2 separate regions of the Mus musculus genome follow, and region 1 is linked to region 2. Evidence: chromatin loops called from intact Hi-C (ENCODE). Cell type or tissue: heart. All regions are shown on one strand. Each heading gives the region's core, and the rest is flanking DNA. Links, peaks and the distances in the headings are about the cores only. Region 1 has its middle 41 kb from the start of Gm30154. Region 2 has its middle 5.1 kb from the start of Eprn.

Region 1 (9,752 bases), core at 963-8,962, 260 kb before region 2:
CTCACTCTGCACTGTGGCTTCCTTGCCTGGAATGTGGTCACAGCCCTCCTTCGAGCTGTGGTGGAATACAGCTGGTGGGAGATAGGCAGGACTGTGAAATTGGAAGAACAGGTCCCAGTAGCAGAAGTTCAGAGTCTGCAGCAAGCATCCTGGATCCCCAATGGTCGGTTATACTTTCTGCTTCTTAGTGATAGCCTATATGGGATACTGTCCCTGTCAGCTACACTATGACAATTGTACCCCTGTATCTACAGCCTGTGTATTGCCTGGACTCTACACAGAAATTTTGGCCCAGTATCCTGAGATTAGCCATGTTTTTATGTGTGGTACATGTACCCTCTGTCTGTACCTTAGAATGGGTGATCAAAAAACATTTATCAAGGGGAAAGATAATACAAGGAGAGTTTAAGAAAGGGAAGAGATGGGAAGACAGAACAGGAGGAGAAGGGCTCTATCACAGGACAATCAAGGACTGTATGCTCATTCCAGAGCAAGCACAGGCCTAGACTAGCTTCACCACTAATTCACTGAGCATAAGCAGACCTCTGAACTAGCTGTGCCCCATCTCCTCAGTGAGTGGGGTGTGCAACTTGAATATGATCTCAAATAGAGGTCAAGTAACTATAGACGTTGATAAGCAGACTGTGAATGTGAGGTTGGACTGGGTGAATTCTTTCTGAATCATAGACATCTCTGGGCTACAAAAGATCGAATAAGGTCTTGATGGTTTTTACTGTCTGTTCAGAGCCCCAGGGCCCCATCAGATGAACTACCAAGGGAGTAAGGCTGAGCCAGACAATGGCACACAGCTGTGATCTTAGAGGCTGAGGCAGGATAATCACTTAAGCTTAGGGAGTAGCCTAGAAAGCCTCTACAGAAAAGAAGAAGAGAAGAGAGAGGTGAGAGGAGGGAGGAGGGAGGGGGGAAGCGAAGGGAGGAGTGGGGAGGGGGAGGGAGGAGAAAGGAGAGGAGAGGAGAGGAGAGGAGAGGAGAGGAGGGGAGGGGAGGGGAGAGGAGGGGAGGGGAGGGGAGGGGAGGGGAGGGGAGGGGAGGGGAGGGGAGGGGAGGGGAGGGGAGGGGAGGGGAGGGGAGAGGAGAGGAGAGGAAAAGGAGAGAGGGAGAGTCAAGTTCTGGGGCCCAGGACACTTGTATCTGCTGTTCAGAAATATTGCCACTAGATGGTGCCAGGTCCATTTTTGCAGCAGCACCTACAGGTTCTAGGTAGACTTACCTCACAGGTCAAAAACAGGTGTGTGTGTGTGTGTGTGTGTGTGTGTGTGTGTGTGTGTGTGTGTGTGTGTTCACTTAATGCTCCTTGTCCATCAGACAAGGCCACTAGAAAAAGACACATCTGGGAGCATGAGTTTACTGCCCCACATCCCACCCCCTCACTGTTGCCCCTGTATACCCTGAAACACAAAGGAGCCTAGGCTGGAAGATCTCTTCCCCCATTTCCTTGAGGTTGGGTGGAAAGAAGGAAGAGAAGACATAGCAGAATAGGTAATTCATGTTACAACTAAACTGAAAAATGAAACAGGCACCCCTGTACATAGGTACAGAATTTTAAGGCTCCAGAAGTTACATGTAGTACAATGTGCAAGATCTATAGACTCCAGAAAACTGGCTCCCAAGCCTTACCCATGTCTGGTTTGACCTGGTTCACTCTTGACAGATCCACAAGGCATCGTGCAGAGGACTTGCCTTAGGCTTTCTCAAGATGCTCAGGTGTACATCTCCTTGGTTTACACCTAGCGGCCGCTGAACACCACACCAACAACTATATTGTGTACCATTACCTGGACACTGACTTAAAACCTGATGCAGAGGATGGCAAGATGGCTTGGTGGTTAAGACCACTTGTTGCTCTTGAAGAGGACCTAAGTTTGATTACCAGCACCTACATCAGGTATTTTACAACTGCTTATAAGTCCAGCTCCAAGAGACCCAATGCCCTTTTCTGGATGCTGAGGGCATCTGCACTCATATGCACATAGATACATGCACACACACACACACACACACACACACACTATAAGCCATGTAAAGGGAGCAATGTCCCCTTCTTGTATCCTAACCTCGAGACATCATGGAAAGAAATGGCTCTAACAGTAAAAGTGCCTGGTCAGTTGCTGAATGCATTCTTTGAGATGCCCGTCTTTCCAAGTAGAGCATCAGAAACACAGGCCCAACTACCTCTGGGCACCTGTGATGTGCCAGTTGGTTTGTCTTGGCTTCAGCTCAGTGCCTGGTGCTAGTTCCTCAGAAGATAATTCTGCAATGACTGGTGTTCGTGCATGCATGAGGTTTTGAAAGTGATGACCGTTACACTCCAGGTAGAGCCACAGCCCCCACAGGTGATGGCTGAGTGTGGGTCTCGCTGGAGTTGAGGGATGTAACCCTCGCCAACCTGGAGCAATGGGTGACAAGGCTGACAAGTTTCTGGTAAACAGCAGACCCAGCAGCGCTCCATTCACCTGCTCACTCATTCTACTTCCGTTTGCCTGAAAGAAAAGTCTAAGTGGTCTCCCAATAACTTAAGGCCTCAAAATAACAAGTCTTACTCCTGGAAATGGACCCACGTGGTCCCAGTCTCATCCTGCTAAGATGGCATGCTCCCCTTCCCAGACCAATTATTCTCACCTGAACTTCACACACAAAGCAACAAAAATTAATTTAGTGAGAACTAGCCTGCTACTCAACTACACTTCAGGAAATAGCCCTCCAGTTCTAAAATCAATAACGCTTAACCCACAGCCCTTCAGTCATATGCATGCCTTGCTCAGGAAATGTCCTCTCTTTCTTGTCCAGGACTGGCAGGATCAAGAGCCCCCAGCCATGTACCAGATACCCCAAAAATAGTACTCAGAATTAGCTACATGAAAGGCATGCTAGTGTCCCTCTCTCATCTGTGGTGGCAAGAGGGACAATGATAACTTTACAGCACGAGGTCCCTTCATCTCAAGGAGTTTCTGAGCCAAGAACAAAGCCAAACTTTTAAGAGAGTAATGTTCTGGTTTGGTTTCTGTTGCCTTGATAAAGCTCTCTAAACAAAAGAGTATTTAGGAAAGGAAAGGATGTTCGGACTTACATTTTAGACAGTCTGAAACACTGAAGGACATCAGGGCAGGAACCCTGACGAACATGGAACATAACCCATGGAAGAACACTGCTTACTGGTTCATGCTTAGCCACCTTTGTTACACAGCCTAGGACTGCCTGCCCAGGGAATGGTGCCACCCATAGAGGACTGGACCCTTCTTCATCAATTAACAATCAAGAAAATTCCCCACAAACATGCCCACAGGCCAATCATATCTGGGCAATCCCTCAACTGAGATTCCCTCCTCGGGTGACTGTAAACATTGTCAAGTTGAAAATCTACAACTTGTAAGCAATGACAGTCTTTAGTCAATACAGGGTCCTGTGTCTTTTGAACTGGATGGTTGGAGGAATATGTAAGAGTTTGGATTTGCAAGCTACGTACGAAAACAGAGCTTAAGTAATGGCCATTCTGTTAAAAGTTCAAATGAACCAAATGCCCAGAGAAATATGGCCCATGAAGGTCTAGCAATGAGATCTCAGTGGGAAGTAATAATTCTATCAGGAACCAGAGGCTACATTGCTACATTCTGGCAAGGAATCTGGATGGATTCTGCTGGTGTCCTGAGTACTTGGGTGAGGGTCAATTCAAGAGTAATGAATTCAGTTTGTTTGGTGGAAGATATTTCAAGACAGTATACTGTTCGGGCTGTATGGCTGCTACTTCTGGTTCTTTGCCAAGTCTCAGTGAGAGAGCTGCAAGCAAAGGAGAAAGACACCAGGCATGTGCAGCCTGGATGAGTCATAGAGGTGAATATAAAGCTAACTTTTTTTCTACTTTTAAGCCTGTTGTGGATTTTTAGGTTTTGGCCTTTGGTTTCAGGGTTTTCTGCTGATAAGTGCATAAATGATAGTTTTTACTTGATAGTGAAAGTATAAAATCTAACGTGAAGCTTCAGAGCTTCAAAATGGCCATTCCAACTGTGTAGAAGTTTGCTGAGATGTATAGACTTTTATATATATATCCTTATGTGATATATGGTGATATATAACTGTATATGATATATAACTGTATATGATATATGCACATATATAAGGTTATATTATTTATAAGGTTTTATAAATAAGATTATAATATATGTATTTATTTATTTTATATATAATTATATATAATCTTATATGGAATAAAAGTTTTGAGGAAAGGGCTGTGTGCATGATTAAAATTGCAGACAAGGAGTGTGTGAAGAAAGCAGCTGTAACCGTGAAAGATTAAAAGTATTAAAGAAAAGCCTGGTGCTCTGCAGCTGGGAAGAGGAAAGGGTCCCTGAGGGCAAGACCCACTCACCAGAGGTGGTAACTCATCAAAATGCAAATATTCCTGAAAGAGCCTAAACTGAGACTGCCACCGAAAGGGTTCCCTGCTGGACATAACTACTAGAGAAGCATTTCCTTAGATTTAGGCACCACGTCAGACTTAGATTTGTGATCTAAGAGTGTCAGCCTACATTTGACGATTGGAGCAGAATCTGAGAGTAGCATCTACATGAGGCTGGTCCCGCAGACATGCAAGATGTAACAGAGAACCCAGGTTCCACAAAGCTTCTGAGATGAGGCAGTGTGTGGCAGGAGGTGCCTTTGCATAAAGCTTTAAAGGTGAAGCTTATGTTATAGCTAAAGCCCCTAAGTTGCAATGCTGGATGTGGCAGGAACTCTGTCAAGGGGAACTGCAGGTGTGGGGTGGAGTCGGTCCAAGAGCGGTCACATGTGCTGAAGATAGCAGAGATGAAGGGGTAGGGCTGCCAAAGACCAGTGAAGCCTAGATGATTCCATCACAGTCCCCCAGTGCTGAGCATGATCTGCAGGGTCTGGTGTTTGCTGAATTTGGGTCTTGTTTCGCTCTTATCTCTCCTTTTCCATCCACCTGTTCTCCAAATTGAGCACGTGACTGTTTAGTCTACATTGTTATATATTGGATGTATGTGGCTTGTTGTTGTACAAGGATCATAGTTAAGACATTGCTTTAAGAACAGATTGGACTTAGGGATTTTAATTGTGTTTGAGCTGTTAAAGACTGTGGAGGCTTTTGAAGCAGAAGAATGCATTTTGCATCATGAGATGACTGTAAGCCTATGGAATCCAGAACACGTGTGGTTTGAATAGAAAATGCCTTCAAAGGATTATATGTCTGAACACTTAGTCCCCAGCAGATGGTGCTGTTTTGGGAGATTTTGGAACCTTTGGAAAGTGGGGCCGTATGGAAGGAAGCTGTCCACTGAGGGCAAGCCCTGAGGTTTCACTCTCTGCTTCCTGACTGTGGATACAATGTCATGAGCCTCCTCTCACTCCTCTTATCATGCATTACCCACCATGATGGGCTGGATTCCCTCAAACGGTGACCTACTACAAATCTTTCCTTTTTTAAATTGCTTGTCAAAATATTGTCAGGTATTTTGTAACAGGGGGAAAAAAGAGTACATAATGCTTGTGACCCCAAAGTACGTTTCTTTATTCTGTGTACCAGGCAAAAGGAGGCCCTCACTCTTTAAGATGATTAACATTCATTTGTACCAGCTGCAGCATGTTGATAAACTGTTTTAAACATTTGTCTTGTACATATCCCTCCTTTGGCAGAGTGTATGACACTGGTAGAAGAAAATGGTCTGACAGGCAGGTCAGCTGCACACAGGTTACAGTAGGAGGACTCAACTTACACTCAACAGACCTGACCTTCACTCCTGCTCACCAGGACACCTGACACACATGTGGCTAATATGGCAGTCATACTCTTCCCAGGACCTTGCTTCAAGTTGGTCATAGCTCAACACTATGATGAGACATTTCTTAGTATGAGCTGGGTCTAAACACAGCCCATGGAGTAGAATATGATTACAGGTCTTCGTTACATGTTCTGGGAATGATGACTTGAGTTCTGGTACTAACGTGTCCATCTAGATGACACTAGAATTAGGTGACAAACATCAGACTCTGTTGGACCAGGAAAGATATGGAGTCCTTCAAGTAGCTCCTAATAGAAGCACCTACATCAATAGTCTGGAGTTGTATGCATTTTAATGCCTATTGGAGTGTTTGGGAATCTGTGTCATCTAACTTCACAATGATGGGGCCATTGTAACCCAATGTCCCACTGCTGCCCCATCCAATAGCATCCCTCTTGAGAAGAGTGTGGGAATCCCTGCGATTCATCTTTGCAATAAGCACACATTTCAATAATAACAAGGTAACTGACAATGGAACTTTCAGAGCAATTGGGGCTGACCCGATGGCTTGAAGCCATCAACAAAGGGTCATTGAAACCCTCAAGGAGAAGACACTCTGGAGAAGTAAGCCTCCTGTGACTGGGATATAGGCTCAAAACTGTGATAAAGGAGATATCTAAGAGAAGAAACCTACTTAATTGCAGTACCCTTTGAAAAGGCCCCCAGTGACATGAGAGGCTGGGGGTGGGAGGAGATGAGGGAGTGAATACGGTACATTTGAGGAAGGAGGCAGGCAAGATATGGCCATCGTGTGGACAGCTTGATATAGGAAAGGAAGTCAAGGCCAACACCAGTTTCTTGCTCCAGTGACACAGGTGATACACATGGACAAGTCCTCTCACTGATAAGATCAGCACAAGCAACAGGGTACATTCGTTCAAGTAATGACCACTGCTTTTGGGATGTGACAGTATGGTGGACTGCAGGTGGGTTCCTACAGAATCATGGCTGACATTCCAACTCTTCAAAATCATGGAATTAGGATATAGAAACTATGAAGTAGTGTCAGGATAAGAAAAAAGACATAAGCAGTGGAATTAGTGTCTCACACAAGAGCCCCTTTACCTTCTCCTTTACATGGGAGGACACAGCAAGAAAATGGGTTTATTCTGGGGACCAAGAAAAAGCCGTTCTTGGTACATACAGAGTCTGCTGGTGCCTTTGGATTCCCATCCCTCTTGATCCTTGACCTTGGATGTTGGTTATACAGAACTAGTAAGCAATGGTGTTGCTGATTTGGGCGACATTCTATCATGCTGTTACAGCAGCTCAAAAGACAGAGATGACTTTGGGAACCTTGAAGATGCTGCCTAATCTGAGACTCCCATGATTCATAGAGTGTAATTCTCTATGATTGCTGTGGATGGACACTTCTGAACTGTCTCCACTCAGAGCCCCATACCACTCAGGGATGGCTACCTGCTATTTCCCAGAAGGACTCTGGATCGTCATGTTGCTTTGCTCATGCTTCCTATGTGCTTAGCACCTGGCATGTAGGTACACACTGTGGTTCCAGAAACGCTATGCATTGGGAGCCTAGGGCTGAAAGCCAGAAACCCTAACATAATAATAAAGGCAGACTATAAGCAGGTAGGATGAAACAGATCTAGAGAATAAGAAACCAGGCTATATGTCATAAATGTGACAGAGGGGAAAAACAACTCTACATCCTTATAAAAGTGGGTATTGCTCACACAGAATGGGTTCTTGATTGGATGTGTGAATAGAAAGAGAAGAAGCTAGGTAGCTAGGTAGGTGGGTGGCATTAGTGAGAGCAGCCCTGTCAGCATCAAGTGTCACACAAGTAGCATGCCAGGGCTCCTTGCATAAGCTTTCATCTTCAGATTTGATATGTAGGTAAGGAAGACCTTGAACTTCTGATCATTCTGTCTCTGACTCCTGAGTGCTAAAAATATAGGTAAGTGCCATTCAGACCCAATTTATGTGTTACTGGACCCTCATGATGCTAGTCACGCACTCACGTACTGAGCTACAGACCCAAATCAATTGTTTATGTCTGTGTATAAAAAACAAGTCAGACTCTGGTATCTCTATTCAGAAAAGTACCTTGGGTTCAGCTTCATGGGGCCATCCTTCTCCCATGGTAGGAAGGGAGAAACATGTCAGATTCAGTAGCCACCAGTGTGTGACTGTCCATAACTCTATGGAATTGTCCTGGCTAGTTTTGTGTGTCAATTAGACACAATCTAGAGTAATAAGAAAAAGCCTTAGTTGAAGAAATGCCTTCATGAGCTCCAGCTGTAAGACATTTTCTCAATTAGTGATCAGTGAGTGAGGGCCTACCCATTGTGGGTGGTGTCATCCCTGGGCTGGTGGTTCTGAGTTCTATTTAAAAAAAAAAAAAAAAAGCTAAGCAAGTCATATGAAGCAAGCCATTAAGCAGTACCCTCCAAGACTTCTGCATCAGCTTCTGCCTCCAGGTTCCATCCCTCCATGAGTTTCTGTACTAAATTCCTCCAGGGATGGCTATGATCTAGAAGTATAAGCCAAATAAACCCTTCTCCCCCTCCCTGCAGCTTGCTTTTGCTCATGGTGTTTTGTTGAATCAATAAAACACCCAAGATACAATTTGCAAAACACAAGAAAATCAAGAAGAGGGAAGACCAATGGGTGGCTACTTCATTCCTCCTTAGAATAGGGAACAAAATATCCATGAAAGGAGTTACAGAGACAACGTTTGGAGCTAAGACGAAAGGATGGACTATCCAGAGACTACCCCACCCGGGGATCCATCCCATAATCAGCCACCAAACCCAGACACTATTGCATATGCCAGAAAGATTTTGATGAAGGGACCCTGGTATAGCTGTCTCATATGAGGCTATGCCAGTGCCTGGCAAATACAGAAGTGGATGCTCAAAGTCATCTGTTGGATGGAACACAGGGCTCCCAATGGAGGAGCTACAGAAAGTATCCAAGAGCTGAAGGGGTCTGCAACCCTATAGATGGAACAACAATATGAACTAACCAGTACCCCCAGAGCTCGTGTCTCTAGCTGCATATATGTAGCAGAAGATGGCCTAGTTGGCCATCACTGGGAAGAGAGGGCCCTTGATATTGCAAACTTTATATGCCCCAGTACAGGGGAATGCCAGGGCCAAGAAGCAGGAATGGGTGGGTAGGGGAGCAGGGCAGGGGAAGGGTATAAGGAACTTTCTGGATAGCATTTGAAATTTGAAATGTATATAAAGAAAATATCTAATAAAAAGAAAAGAAAAGAAAACCTAACTAAGAGAGATCTTTAAGTTTTGTTACTGCCATGCCTTCCAGCGCTCAATGGGAAACAGAACCTGAGGTCTGAAGCCCCTTGCTTACAGTGCCCCCTTCCAAGTCCTTGAAGAATTTACTTTGCCCTGTGCATAAATGAAGGGACTAGGAGGCCAGATAAAGCACGGGCCCCTGTTAAGAGTCATGGCCTTTGTGGTAGTCTTGGCTCCAGAAGTTAAGATCACTGAAGACAGAGACCAAAAGACATAGAGTTTGGAAAGAGCCCAAGGAGAAGCCATGGCCAGGAGACCATCCACTATACACTGGTCCCTTCTTGGGAAAGACTCTATTGCTGAAGTGTCTTTCACTCAGCCAATGATCAAATCCAAAATCTGACCTCTCCACCCTCAAGAACATCCCAGACTGTTTACAGGGGACTTACAAAAGAGGGAGAAATGCAGGTTTGTCAGACCAGTGGGGGATGTTTTCCTCCTGAAGTACCCTAGTGGTTTAGTGATTCCTGACTGAGCCAACATGCTCTGTGATCCTTTCAGTGCAATTCAAAACATGGTCACCGAGGTTTCCAGCTTGTGTGTGTGTGTATGTGTGTGTGTGTCTGTCTGTCTGTGTGTGTCTGTGTGTGTCTGTGTTTGTGTGAGTGTCTGTGTGGATGTTCATGTGTGTGTGTCTGTCTGTCTGTCTGTCTGT
Region 2 (9,752 bases), core at 920-8,919:
GGCAAAATGGATACTATGCAACAACACAGGTGAAATGGATATTATGTAACATAATGGTTCCTATCATGGGAGCTACAGCTTTGAGATGAGTTTAAGAGGACACCATTCAGCTTCATCTTTTTTTTTATGGTAAGTAGTCTATCAGGCATGCAAGGTATGGTAGGTGTCTATGATGAGGAGAGATTCCAACGCCAGGCCAAAAAGCCTGTCTACTTTCGAACTGTTGGTCAGTGTTGTCTAAGAGCCTCCTAAAACCTCATAGGCCATTTAAGAGGACACCATTCAGCTTCATCTTTTTTTTTTTATGGTAAGTAGTCTATCAGGCATGCAAGGTATGGTAGGTGTCTATGATGAGGAGAAATTCCAACGCCAGGCCAAAAAGCCTGTCTACTTTCGAACTGTTGGTCAGTGTTGTCTAAGAGCCTCCTAAAACCTCATAGGCCGTTGCTATTTCACTTGGCTGCCTGCCAGAGGTAGAAAGTAAGTCCCCATTCCTGGAGACACCGTGCACTTCAGACACAGGACTAAAAGCACCTGAGCTGGAACTGACCTGAAAGCCTCTTTTCTGAAAACTAAACTTCATGGTACCAGAAAGGCTCCATCCCAGCTTCTAAAGGAAGACAGCAAACAATAGTCTACCCAGCTATGACACCTGTGTACCACAGTTATGATCAGAGTGGCATGATAGCCCCAAAGGTACAGGAGTGGCATCCAAATCTTGACTCTAACTGTAGTGGTTTGAACAGGTTTGGCCCCCATAGACTCACGTATCTGAGCATGCTCGGCCCAGGGAGTGGCACTATTAGGAGGTGTGGCCTCGTTGGAGTAGGTGTGGCCTTGTTGGAGGAAGTGTGTCATTGTAGGGGTGGGATTTGATACCCCTCTCCTTGATGCCTGGAAGACAGTCTTCTTCCTGGCTGCCTTCAGATCAAGATGCAGAATTCTCAGCTCCTTCTCCAACACCATGTCTGCCTGGATGCTCCAATGTATTCTGGCATGATGATAATGGACTGAACCCTGAAACTGTAAGGCAGCCCCAATTAAATGTTGTCCCTTATAAGAGTTGCCTTGGTCATGGTGTCTGTTCACAACAATGAAATCCTAAGACAGTAACCAATAGCTCTCTAGTTAGACTTAGAACCCTTTGATCTCTGGTCCTCTGGAAGATCAGTCAGTGTTCTTAACTGCTGAGCCTCTTTCCAGATCCCCAATTTTACTTTTAATTTGAGTGGCCATTTTAAACAAAAATTGACCATTTAAGTAAATAGTCTCTCTTGTCTGTGACAGCCTCACAGTTCGAGGGTTGTTGTTCTTAAGGCTTGGCATAATAGGGTAGGAACCAGATATATTCATTTGGCCTCATATGCTAAGGTACATGTACTCACACACACATGCACATACACCACACTCATACAAAAATATGAGAAATAGAACAATAAACAGAAACAGCATGGAAACCAATGAAATGTAGAACAACAGAGAAATCCTTCTAAGAGCAGTAAACTGAAAGACACCAGCACTGAAGTCAAATACAGCCTGTGTCAACTGGGGTGTGATCCTTAGGCCAAGCTTATTCAAACCATCATAAGACTACAGGGAATTTTCTTAGTTAGTGATTAAGAGAGAGGACCTAGCCCACTTTGGGTGGTGCCATCCCTGGGCTTGTGATCTTGGGTTCTTTAAGAAAGCAGGTGACCTGGGGTTATCGTGACAGGTCCTGCCCTTGCCAACAAGGTAAATGATGTTCTGAGCAGCTTCATGCTGTCACCTTTGGCAACCAGGAGACATGGACATCATGGTATTTAAAGGTCAAAAGTTATCAAAAATCAACTGAAGAAAAAATAGAAAATGTAGACTGTCTAGTCCTCTGACTCTTATAGACCTCATGGCACGGTTAATGTTGTCAACTTGACAGAATCTAGAGCACTCTGGGAGATGGGCTTCTGGACATGGAAATACCCATGTTAGTTACAGATAGGACTATTTCCTAGACAGGAAATCCTTGACTGTATGAAAAGAAAAAAAGTGAGCTGAGGCCATGTTTGACTCTCCTCACAATCATCTTCACCCCATGCCTGGATCAGTCCTACTTTGTACTGGCGTCCTGTCCTTTTGGATGTGTGATGCTGGCCATGCCTGGTCGTCCACCTGAACTACCCAAGGCTGAAACACAGGCTGAGCACAGGCTGGTTTCCTATGAGCAGCTTCTGACCCATGCTTTTAGGGATTTGTGGGTAGCCAGACCTTATGGTCCTTGGATGCACCCTGGCTAAGCAGCTCCTTAGCCCAGTGCAGAGACCCCATCCTTGTGGACATTGCAGCCTTGCTGCAGTAGGCTCATGCCATCCTGGGAGCTCATCTGTTTTACCATGCCTCCCAGTGACATTTCCAAGGGTGAAGGTGCTCTCACATTTCCCAAGGACACTGCCACAGGTGCTTCCTAGGAGGCCACCTGGACCCTGATATTATCCTAGCTTCCTCTCCTGGAATTTAAGCTGGAGCTTAGAATCCAGACATGAGTGCTGATTTTACAAGATTTCATTTCTGCTAGCTTTGCTACTTTTTAATGAAGGTTTTTTTTTTTTTCTTCTCTTTCTTGATCCCAACCAAAATAACATGTGAACCAAACTTAGGTGCCTGCTTTTCTGCTTCAGAGAAAAAAACATTTGATTTTGACTAACAATTAACACAGTGATTCCTGTGACTGGAACATGAAACCCATTGTGGAAAAGACCCTATCTCCTAGTTGTCAGGAGTCTAGTGCTTTTTGTTTCTAAGTAATAGCACTTTGGAGTCGGACTTGCGTGTTCTACTTATATTTTATCTCATATATGTGAGTAAATCACTTAGAGAGCTAGAAACTTAACAGGTTTAGTTGAGAATTAGTCTCCTGCTCAATCAAGAATTTGTCTCTTTTTCTTTAAAGTGGTTTTGTCATTCCTTATAGTGTGTTTGTGGAAGGAAAGAAGAGGTGATGGGGCTACTCAGCCTCATTTGTGTGATGCCCTGGCCATGGACAGACGTGAATCTAGATACTAATTGGAACTGTGGAACTTACCTTTTTATCTAATTATCAAGACACTTCATAAGTGAGTCCAACACGGAAGCTGGGAGATGGAAGTCTGTCTGGTTTCTGAGCGCTCTTGTCTATGACCAGAGTATGGGATTACTACCTGGACATGCCGCTCAGCACGGGCTGGAGACAGTATGAACATCGCATCCTCTTGGATGCACGGATGGAAGTGTAGACTTGAGATGGGTGTGGCTCTCTTTATGCAGACTTGAGATGGGCGTGGCTTTCTTTTCTTCTGTGATAAAGGCAGGACAAGTTGATAAGACACCTCATTTCTGCCACACCAAGGAGTAGCCACCGGACAGCAACAACCCACAGGAGGAAAAAAAGAATTTATCTGGGATTTGGTGGGAGCTCCTCAGAGTGATCCTTCCACATAAGATGTCCAGGGCAGCGGCAGACATGATCTGGAGTCTGAAATCTGTGGTCAGGTCAGAGACTAAAGCAAGTCTGCTATGGCCTTTAAAGGCCTCAGCCCGGTGAGGTGAGCCCACCCTTGAAGGGAAGGGCTATCTTCTTCAGAACCTGCTGGTTTCAATACCAGTCTCATCTAAGAATGACTTCAAGCAACAGCCAAGGTGGTGTTTAACTAACAGCAGGGCTCTTCCGCCTTGCCAAGTGTATCATTAAGTTTACCATCTGATAAAGAAGACGTATTATCGACCTCTGGAGCTCTAGCAGCCGTGTTGCCACTGTGAATAACCAAAAGTGAGGGAAAGACTGGCAGATGGAGAGCAGTGACTTTCACCTTTGCTTTGTTAACCCTCTGACACTAACACCTATCTGTGGGTCAGCTGCCATGTTTTTAATTAAAGGCTATGCCCAGGGTACGTCAGAATCCACCGCCAGCACAGGAGGCCCTGTTCTCAGTCAGCCCACAGGAGCTTGTCTCTGTCTTTGTCTCCAGACTGTGGACATTTGTGTTAACCCTACGGTAGAAAAGTTACTCACCCATGAGCAGCATTCTGAGGACTTAGAGGCTCTTGGCTCAGCCTCTCAGCAGAGCAAAGATAACACCGGGAAAGCTTCTTGGAGTGCGAGCACGCTCATATGCCACACGCAGAAGGGGGAGAGCAGGCAGCCTCAGTTATACACCACTGGCCCTGGGCACTAGCTCCCCTGTTGTATCCCACATTGCAGCTCCCACCAGCCTCTCTGCCTCTCTTCAGACCCTGCACCTTCCAGGTTATCTCCTCAGGGATGACTAGCTTCCTTAGAGAGGCGGCCTCATCTCAGATGACTTGTCTTCATCTGCAGCAAAGGGGAAATGTTTATTCTGAAAAGAGCAACAGACACGTTGATTTCATTGCACAGGCAAGTACAAATCTTCTCTCAAGTAAGAACAAACTGGAACCAGTAGAGGTGTCCATCTGGTGTTCCTAGACTGCCCTCTATGGACATGAAGCTCTCCAGCTGACCCATTTTCGTCTCTCCTTCCCTCCTTCCAGTCAGTCTGGAATGTACAAACACACACACACACACAAAAACAAGCTCTTCTTCTTCTTCTTCTTCTTCTTCTTCTTCTTCTTCTTCTTCTTCTTCTTCTTCTTCTTCTTCTTCTTCTTCTTCTTCTTCTTCTTTTTCTTCTTCTTTTCTTCTTCTCCTCCTCCTTCTTCTCCTCCCCTCCTCCTTCTCCTCCCCTCCTCCTTCTCCTCCCCTTCTCCCTTCCTCCTCTTCTTCCTTCTTCTTCCCCTAACCCTGCTGCTACTGCTACTATGACTACTACCAGTGCTGCTGAGAAAAGCCAAGTTTGCCTCTTTACTTCCTCTCCTCACAGGACATATCAGGTGACAGGGGATCCTCCTATGGCCATCAGAGATGGTCACAGATTTAACCTCTGGTTCCATGGTGTGCTGTGGCCATTACTCACCCATGAGAGGGGTTCTGAGGACTTAGAGGCTCTTGGCTCAGCCTCTCAGAAGAGCAAAGATAACACTGTGAAAGAGCTTCTTGGAGTGTGAGCACACTCATACTCTACACACAAGGGCAAAGATAGCCACTGCCCTCTATGCCTAGAAAGAGCATACAGCAGGGAAACAAAAGAGTGGCTGAGTGACTGCCACTGGCAGCAGCCAATTCAGAAGTCCACAGCAGGCATGCAGGAAGAGGTTGATTTAGCTCAGATGATCAAGGAATATGAAGCAGTCATTCCACACACATTGACAAATCAGACACAGGGAGGGAGGAATTGCTTCAAGCATTCCCAAGGTCAGCTGTGCTACTGATTTTAGAATCCAGGGAGGGGACATCTCTTCCGACAAGCCCAGAAGATGCTTCTGGGTGCAGGTGTCATGGGGATTCCGGGAGAGAAGCAGGCAGCAGATCAGGTCTGCAAAGATCTGGCTATGATAGCTCAACTCTCCCTACCAGGACAGGCTGTTGCTTGGGATCTCAAGCTGCCCTTTGCTGGTCCAACCAAGTCATGTGTGATTCAGTGACTGCCACCCAGAGACCAGCTTGTCATTCAAAAAATCTGTGCAGACCATGCCCACAAACCCAGTGCTGTAGGCAGGTAAGTGTAGGGTGGCATGGAAACACGGTGGAGCTCAGTATGCGTATCACCTACTACATGGTGATGATACAGACCTTGCAGAAAGGGAACAGGATTGGCTCCCACACTCTTCGAGGTGTGAGGCCCACCCAGGCTTTAATTCCTCTGAGGGAGAACTTAAATGGTGACACGGTGCCTTCTCAACTCTGATCCTAAAGAGCCGAGCTGCCTTGAGAACCTCGGAGGATGTGTGTGGGGGGACCCCAGGATCAACACCAGACACTTCTGGAGGCAGATCTCAAGTCTGACCCACAGCCTCGTCCATGGACAGCTGCAAAAGCCTGTGTAACCCTATGAGGGGACAGGCTTCCTGTTCAGCAAAGTGGCACATGGTACCTTGACCTAAGCAGAGATGAGTCGGGTCAGTCAGGAGGGTGTCTGTTCTGGCTCTGGACTTCAGGAGGAGAAACGGGAGTAGGGACCTATAACAGACACGGCTGGGCCTGGGACCTCCACAGTCCTCTAAGTGTAGTGAACAAGGGTCCACCTTTCAGGGTCCACACTTCTCTAGTCATTCTTTCTCCTTATTCAGTACATTTCCTCGCAATCCCTCTTGATTTCATTAACCAGTTGTACTTTCCTCAAACGGTTCAGTTAGTTTAAACTCTGAATTTCAAGCCCAAGGATGCGGATCCACAGGAGGAGCTTCATTTCATTCTACCATCAAATGCAATTCAAGAAGGGACTGCTCTTTAATTAAAGGAGGAGAGCCCGTATTTTGTGAAGACTTAACAGCGTGCTTACGCCGTGGAAGAAAAATTAATTTGGAAATGAACGAGACCCTGGGGTTGAAAACTGTTGAATTTACTGGCCTTGTGCAGCAATCACTTTTCATATTTCAACTTAGTGTTATATTTTTAATAGTTTCTAAAAAAAAATTACACCTGTCAAAATAAATAGTACAATCAGAACAGCCAGCTCTGCCGTGAGACAGAGTCATGAGTGTGACTGCAGCACTTTCTGGGATACTTGGATAAGTATTGCTCTATCCTCCAAGGAATGTTAAAGCCCCCTCCTTTGTAAAACCTCTGCACAGGCCGCACACCTGGGCTGGGGGTGGGGGCCCTCTCTTCTGCTAAGGGGAACAGAGCAGAAATGGAGCTTGATCCAAGGGTTGGGTGCAAGCCTATGGCCACTGGGATTTAACGTGTTCTGTGCACATGCCACAGAGCCATGACAACAGATGTAGACTATGTGTGGATCCTCCCTCAAAGATGATACTCATAAAGCAGCAGAGACTTAGCCCTGGTGGCAGAGTGGCCATCTCTCCAGGCAACGGAAGCTCTTCAGCACAGAAACAGCTTTCTTTGCCTTTTGGAGACCATGAGGATCTAGCCTGTTTTCTGGAGGTACCACAGGCAGAAAGTCATGACAATAGGGGTTGTAAAGCCTTCCACTAGATCTTAATAAGAACCAGGGTCAAGGGCTAGAGAGATGGCTCAGCGGTTAAGAGCACTGACTGCTCTTCCAGAGGTTCTGAGTTCAAATCCCAGCAACCACATGGTGGGCTCACAACCATCCGTAATGAGATCTGACGCCCTCTTCTGGTGTGTCTGAAGATAGCTACAATGTAGTTGCATATAATAACAAATAAATCTTTGGGCCGGAGCAAGTGGGGCTGGACTGAGCAGGGCCTGACTGAGCAGGGCCGGAGCAAACAGAGGTCAGTTCCCAGCAACCACATGATGGCTCACAACCATATGTATAGCTACAGTGTACTCATATATATGTAATAAATAAACAAATCTTCAAAAGGACCTTAACAAGAAGACACAAACATAAGCTCAGATATGCACACATACACCATGTACATACATACACATATACACAAACATGTACATGCATAGACACATTTTCACTCACATACACGCATACACAGAACACACACACACTCACAGACTCATCCTTTACCGTAGCAGACCCAGCCCAGACCACAGGAATCGGAATCACAGGAAGATGTAATCTTGTTCCTATAACTAACACACTCTAAATAATCTGACATTCCATTGGATTTTCAAAGGCCTTCCAAGCCCTAAGTGAACAGAGCTGTGAAATCTCATAGGCTCTGTCCTCCAACATCAGCATCTGGACAGTTATTTACCTGGCATCTGGGGGACCAGAGGAGCAGAAAATCCAACACCACATTGGAAAATGCATGGCCACCCAGACCCACTCTGCCAAGAAATAAGTACTCAGAATTCTAAGGGGAGTAATCATGTCGGCAGCATCAGACTCAGGAAGAGAGCTTGCCATGGCTGGCAAACACTGGCAAGGGCCACAGACCGTCACACAGTCATCAAGACCTGCTGCCCAGTCACTGCAGACTCAAGGTGACTCACCGTATGGCCAACCAGCCCATTAGGCACACACAGAAAAATTCCTTAGAGATTTTTTAAAACTAGGTTTTTTCCCCCCACAGCACAAAAATGAAATTGTGTGGAAGTTTATCAAATAAAAAGTCAGAGCCGGTCTTCCAATTCTAGCAAAGACCTAGATTCCTGGATTATTTGTGTTTGTTTCTGTAGGTGTAGAAAAATCAGATTTTGATGAGATATTTGGGATATTTATTTTCTGCACTATTAACTATTTCCCGTCTTGACAATCCCTCCATCTTGATATATGAAGTCACAATTTATTCTTTTTTTTTTCCTTTTTTTTTCCATTTTTTATTAGGTCAATTTATTCTTTCATGTGTGTAAATATTCTGATGTGCATCTGTGTGTGTGTGTGTGTGTGAGTGTGTGCACGCGCGTGTGTGTATGTGTGTGTCTGGGAATGTGTACATGGACACATATATGTGGTACCCATATGAGCACATATGGAGACCAGAGGTTGATGTTGGATATATTTCTTGATTGCTCTCCACCATAGTTTTGGAGACAGAATCTCTCACTGAACCTGGCACTCATTGCTTGGCCAGACTCCCTGGTAACTGAGCTGTGCTTTGGGGATCCCCCTGTCTCCACAGCCCCCAAAGCACAGGTGCTACAGACACCTGCCACCCACCATTCTCTGCTTTTAAGTTAGTGTGAGGAACCCCAGTTCATGTCCTCATGGTTACACAGCAAGCATGTTATCCACTGTGTCATCTCCCTGGTCCACACCTCATTCTTTTAAAATGGCTCTACAGAACTCCAGCATCAGGGGTGGCAGGCTGGGTTAACACTCTCTTTCCATGAACATTTGATTTTTTCACTTTCCACTCACATGACAATGTCTCTGAAAGTGTCTTTGTCAGTGTCACGCACAAGTGTATTTCCAGGGACGTTCTCTATAAATAAAACTGCCAAGTCCAGTGATGAGATGAGCAAGTGTTAACAGTGTGTTTGCCCTGCTCAAGGGCTCCTGTTTCCTTTAGCAAAAGGGTCACTACCTCTGGCAGCCTTTGTTTGTGAGCTACTCCTTCCTTGGACGACTTGGGTTTTCTCTTTGCCTTTGTTATCCAGTGTTCTCTGTGGGCCACAGTCCCAGTGGAGCATGGCCTGGGGCAGGTGCACAGGGAAGCATCCTCACCCCCACGGAATGGTGGCCGATTGCTCTCATCCTTTCAGCTCTGAGAACCTATGTTCCTTCTCTGATTGGTTGTGTTTCCTTCCCTCTTCCCTGGAATCCCAGGGAAGCGCTGGGAACTGTGGAGAGAGCATGCCTGTCTCTTTCCCTCCTTTCTTCAGTGCTTCTAACTACAGTAAAACACATAATGACTGTCTTTCCGCTAACCTCTGACCTCTGACCTCTGCTCCTGATAGGTTTCCTCAGCTGAAACTGGCAAGTCACCAGTGTGATCTTGAGTCCTGTCAACAATGCTTCCCTGTCTCATCCTTAATTTTTTTCTCTTTAGAGAAACATTCATAATTAAAATCTTGTTTTTTTGTTTTTTTTTTAATTTTTGTTGTTGTTCTTACTTGGATGAACAGGCTTGTTTTACTTTATGTATGCTTTAAATTCTCCACTATGCCTCCGTAAGTAAAATATCTGTGATCATTTTATAGATCTAGATCCTGAAGTATTTGCTTCCCAGCCTACCCATTCTGCCTGTTTACTTCTTTTTTTTTTTTTTTTTTTTTTTTTTTTTTTGTGAACCTAGTTTTATCTGTGTGCACAGAGTACCCAGTCTTCATGGCTGATGGA

Evidence for each region. Hi-C counts contacts between places; a loop is a spot of excess contacts. Peaks named below come from ENCODE experiments on the same cell type or tissue, not always from the same donor. Only the 100,000 strongest peaks of a DNase experiment are listed, where the experiment ranks them.
Region 1: a loop joins it to region 2, with 10 times the contacts of the local background. A loop is called at or near these places in 5 of 42 quality-filtered maps.

What each region holds. Positions count from the first base shown.
Region 1 is chr13:73,086,837-73,096,588 of GRCm38, forward strand. No RefSeq gene overlaps it. Among named protein-coding and RNA genes, the nearest start is that of Gm30154, 41 kb to the right of the region's middle. In heart, for the core only: CTCF peaks have their summits at 1,165 (motif pointing right) and 5,245 (motif pointing right); no DNase peak of the experiment used is centred there.
Region 2 is chr13:73,347,647-73,357,398 of GRCm38, forward strand. No RefSeq gene overlaps it. Among named protein-coding and RNA genes, the nearest start is that of Eprn, 5.1 kb to the left of the region's middle. In heart, for the core only: a CTCF peak has its summit at 4,454; no DNase peak of the experiment used is centred there; H3K27ac peaks cover 989 bases.